Regions from separate parts of the Mus musculus genome. Here region 1 is linked to region 2. The links are chromatin loops, found by intact Hi-C in ENCODE. Cell type or tissue: left cerebral cortex. All regions are shown on one strand.

The links. A loop is a pair of places that touch in the nucleus more often than their neighbours do. Peaks named below come from ENCODE experiments on the same cell type or tissue, not always from the same donor. Only the 100,000 strongest peaks of a DNase experiment are listed, where the experiment ranks them.
Region 1: a loop joins it to region 2, with 2.9 times the contacts of the local background. A loop is called at or near these places in 5 of 42 quality-filtered maps.

The regions. Positions count from the first base shown.
Region 1 is chr4:134,443,849-134,446,348 of GRCm38, reverse strand. The region is part of intron 1 of Gm30453 (a long non-coding RNA gene); the gene reads left to right. Among named protein-coding and RNA genes, the nearest start is that of Gm30453, 3.2 kb to the left of the region's middle. In left cerebral cortex, no CTCF peak of the experiment used is centred here; DNase peaks (open chromatin) are centred at 63, 895 and 1,221; H3K27ac peaks cover 2,373 bases.
Region 2 is chr4:134,394,956-134,397,455 of GRCm38, reverse strand. It overlaps a transcript of Pafah2 not described here. Among named protein-coding and RNA genes, the nearest start is that of Pafah2, 6.7 kb to the left of the region's middle. In left cerebral cortex, CTCF peaks have their summits at 56 and 1,312 (motif pointing left); DNase peaks (open chromatin) are centred at 110 and 1,214; H3K4me3 peaks cover 1,277 bases; H3K27ac peaks cover 1,738 bases.

The DNA of each region.
Region 1 (2,500 bases), 49 kb before region 2:
CATAATGATTAAAATAACATAACGAGGCAGTTGAAAGACACCTCCGGCCCCCAGCTGTCCTCGGGGGAGCCTGGCATCCTAAAGTGGCCCTGGCCTGATGACTCCCTCTGTGTGAGTGGGGGTGTGTGTGGGGGGACTCATTTGCTTATGAAATGATGACACTGGTGCTGATCCCAGGACAGCACCCCAGGATGCTGAGGACAGGCATGGGGGTGAAGAGAAGGGGTCTGTGGGAGGACAGAGGGCTAGGAGAGGAGATTAGAGCTGAGAAAGCAAGAACTTCAGCCTGACGATAAAGCAGGACAACATTCCTTTTGGGAATCAAGAGCCTCCTCTCTGGCCCCTGCCAGGGAGCCCCAGGGCCTAGCACTAACCCCCTCTCTGCCTGTGCATGCACGTGTCCTCAGGTGTCCCTTAGGCACCTGAGTTTTGAGAGCTTCTCACTGGTCTGGAACTTTCAGAGTAGGCCAAGCTGACTGTAGCCCAGGATCCATGTCTCACCACCAGTCCTAAGGCTTGTGGGCACACATCATCACCCCTGGTTTCTGGGCATCAAACTCAGGTCTTCACAGTTGCTATGAAACCACCTTAGCCTGAGTCATCTCCCCCACCCCACCCCACCCCACCCCTGCTTTTTGTTTTTGTTTCTTTGGGACAGTCATTAGGCAGCCTTAGCTGACCTTGAACTCACAGTGGTCTGTCTGCCTCTGCCTCCCTAATGCTGGGATTAAAGGCCTAGGAGTCTCTTAATGTGCAGGTAGGAGACTGCCATTGGAGAAGATTACCCTCACCATTCCCTCATTTTCTTCTTTCAAAGAGAGAGAGTTTGAAGTTTGGGGAGTGTCGAAAGTCTGAAGGCTCCCATCTGTCACCCAGGAATGAAAAATGTGAGACGAGGAAGAGGAGGAGGGGGGAGCAGGAGAGAAGAGGAGAGGAGAGGAGAGGAGAGGAGAGGAGAGGAGAGGAGAGGAGAGGAGAGGAGAGGAGAGGAGAGGAGAGGAGAGGAGAGGAGAGGAGAGGAGAGGAGAGGAGAGGAGAGGGAGGATCAAGGCAGCTTGGAGGACGGCTGCTCTGTGTGTGGGAGACTCTTCCCCCGAAGACAGACAGGTCATTTGGAGTTAGGGAGGGGTCCTTTATCACTTGTTCCTTTAGGCCCAGGCATGGACTGCTGAAAGCAGATGCTATCATCTAAAGATTCACGGACTGAGCCAAGATAAAAATGGTATTTAGCAAAAGAGAGAGAAATGAATTCAATTCCCAGTCCAGTTCGGAGTTAGATGCAGCCGTGGGCAGAATAGCAATGAGCTCCTTATTTTAAGCAAGCGGTGGAGAGATGAAAATAGATCAAGTGTTGAAGCAATCCAGGGTTTTTTTTTTTTTTTTGACATCGGTGGATTTAAGACCACTCCTTTATTAGGCAAGGAGGAGAGAGAAATATGGTCTTCAAAAATGAACCCTGGGGGCAATGGGATGGCTTACAGGTGAACGGGCTTGCCGCCAAGTCTGACAGCCAGAGTTCAGTGCCTGGCACCTCCATGATGGGAGGAGAGAACTTACTCCGCCAAGTTGTCCTCCAGCCTACACACTCATACCACGGCACCTATGCGCCCACATATATAAATAAATAAATAAATAAATAAATAAATAAATAAATAAATAAATACACTTAACTTAAAACAAGTGGGCTGGCGGTGGCACATGCCCTTAATCCCAGCACTCAGGAGACAGAGGCTGCCATTTCTGTGAGTTCAAAGCAAGCCTGGTCTATAGAGAGAGTTCCAGGACAGCCAGGGCTACACAGAGAAACCCTGTCTCACAAAACAAAACAATAACAACAACAAACAGAAGAAAGAAATAAGCCCAAAACAAAACAAATAGTACAGAGGCAGGATTTGAACACAGGCCTGGCTAACTCCCAAACCCAGGCTTTCTCTGTTCCATAGAGACTGGTTTAACTGTTACACCAAGGCCTCTCTGACTGATTTAGCACAAGATATCCCGTCCCCAGCCCTCAGGATACCTGCCCCTCCTTCACTTGTTATGTCCTTGGATGGAGTGGGTTCTTTGACGATTTGTGTTTTGAGACAAGGTGTCATTCTGTAGCCCAGACTGGCCTCAAACTCACACAATCCTCCAGCCTCAACCTTCCATGTATTGGTGTAAAAAAGGCACACATAGACTCATATATTTGAATACTTACCAAGGAGTGGCGATACTTTGAAGATGAGGAGGTGTGACCTTGTAGGAGGAAGTATAACTTTAATTTTTTCAAAACCTATTTTTAATGATGGTTCTTAAACCCTTTAACCTCCTTTTGAGCCCACCACCCACCAGAGGTAGTGGAAAAGAAAGGCTATGGGGAGTGGGGGAAGGTTCTTTGGAGCAACTCCCATCTTTGTTGTCTGGAAATCAGCCGTTCAGTTCACAGGTCAGCAGGGGCAGCTTGATCCACTCACAAACACTTTACAGATACGCCAGCAGTCCAGTTAGCGAGAGTCAG
Region 2 (2,500 bases):
AAAACAGGGCTTTCATCGGAGCACGCTAGGCTGCTGCATTCCTGCCCCTAGCGAGCAGCTCTGTCCCTCTGCCAGCCCTGTGGCCAGAGTCCAGGGCAAGCACCCCTCTTGGGATTCCTTTCAGACAAAGCTCTCTGCAGGCTGTGGGCTTGGGGCCTATTTGATCTTTGGACTTTGGAGGAAGTGAAGAAATAACCTGGTTTTAGATGAGGACACCAAGAACTCCAGGGACGGGATTGAGCAACGAGGCGGTAAAACTAGAAAAGCCACCTGATAGGAAGGTTCTAGGGCAGCAACAAATGGCACAAAGAGAACCTCTGTTGGTTTTGGAGGCCTTACAGTTTACAAAGTACTTTCATACACGGAAATATAAAAGAAGAGGAGGAGGAGGAACAGGAAAAGAGGAGAAGGAAGAGAAGGAAGAGGAGAAGAGGAGGAGGAACAGGAAGAAGAGGAGGAGGAGGAAAAGTGAAAAGGAGACGAGGAAGAGGAAGAAGAGGAAAGGGGGATGGGGGAGGAGGAGGAGGGGGAAGGAGGAGGAGGAGGAGGGGGAAGGAGCAGGAGCAGGAGGAGGAGGAGGAGGAGGAGGAGGAGGAGGAGGAGGAGTGTGTCCCAGAGAGCCTGTGTTATTCGCCCAAGGTCAGGGAGAGTGAGGCAGAGTTCTTTGCTGCACTTCAAGTTCACAGTACTGCGAGGAAGAATTTGGGTGTCTTCCTCCACCAGTATGTAAAACAGGACAGCGAAGAGTGGAGCGCAGTGTGAAGGGCACAAAGCTGCCCTCTCCCAGGGAAGTGAGGCAGGGTCAGGGCAGGAATCTCAGGTGAGGGAGTGACAGTCCTCGATGACCCTGAAAGGGCTTAGGTGCGGGGTGGATTCTGACAGGACTGATCTGAATAGGAAACAGAGACGATGAAGAGCAAAGATTAACGCGCAGATTCTGGCACTGAGACACAAAGAGGGCCCACGCTGGAAGATGAAAAAGTCTTTGGAGAGCTCAGTTAAGAATTGGAGCTTCGGTCAATCAAACTTACCCAGTCACGCTGATCATTGAAAAGTAACCTCAGAAGGGTTACTCGACTAAAACCCGACACCGCCCAGGAGCCCGTGGCCTTCTGGGAGTAGTAGTTCTTTCACTTAACGTGCGAACTTAAACTCATCTCCTGCTTCTAAGTGTTATCACTACAAGTCCCAGGATGCAGCATGGCTCCTTGTCATCCATAGCACTACAATTCCCAGGTTTCCTAGCTACATCTTGGGGCGGTGTGAAAGCAGCCAAGACCAGGGATGCAGTAAGATTACGCCCCCTGGTGTCGGAGAAGCGGCAGCCGCGGTGACACGCCTCGAGCGGAGGGTTATAGTACTGAAAAGTAACCCTCCGCCTCACCGGTCCTCAGATAGTTCCCAGGCGTGCCTGGAAACATACTCGGCTTCACTTTGTTCTCAGGGAGATTGGAGATGAGAGGTTGTTTCCCATTTCTGTAGACATTTTTTTTTCTGTGAAAATGAGACTGATTGTCGAGGACACATCAAGCCGCCCCCTGGTGACACCTTGGGTTTTCCATTGTTCTCTGGTGACGAAGCTGAGGGGGTCCATTCACAACTGAACTCTTCTCCCCCTATTCACTTGCATTTGAGTGACCAGCGCTTGGTTTTTGGAGATACACTGATGAACAAGATATTGCCTCTAGGGTTAACAGAATTCACAATCTAGCAGAATTCAGAAAAGGGAGGGGGCGAACCACAGCAAGTGGCTTCTCACGCTAGGGAAAGGGAGCTGTGTCTCAAAATGCTTAAAGGAAGAAATGCTAATTAGTAGTACAGGGAGATCTCAGGTGGAAGATAGTGGATTCACTCTTTTTCTTTTGAAATTTATTTATTTAATGTATATGAGTACATAGTCTCTATCTTCATGCACACCAGAAGAGGGCGTCAGATCTCATTACAGATGGTTTGTGAGCCACCATGTAGTTGCTGGGAATTGAACTCAGGACTTCTGGAAGAGCAGTCAGTGCTCTTAACCGCTGAGCCATCTCTCTAGCCCCTGTGGATTCACTCTTAACACAGGAGATGAGGGCCAGACTAGGAGGTCCTACAAATGTCAACAAAGCCTGGATGACGCTCAAAAACACCCCATGGGTGTTGGGGTACATGTCTGTTGCCCCAGTGTTCAGAACACAGAAGCTGGGCCTAGACTACAGAGTGAGACTCTGTCAAAATACCAACACACACACATACGCACACGCTCACACGCGCACACACACACACCTGAAATCCTAATGAATGAGGTCCCCATTGCTTATCCTGGCATTTAAGAGTCCACAACACAACCTGTGTGCTGTTCACTGGACCTCCGGACAGGAGTCCCCGCCCCCTCTACACTGGCCAGACCCCAGCTAACATACAAGAAACACATCAGCAAGCTGAAGGCGCCTCTGGTTTTCATTGTTCATGCCACTCCTGAAGTGCTCTTCCCTGCCTGCCGGGCTCTCTACTCCTGGCC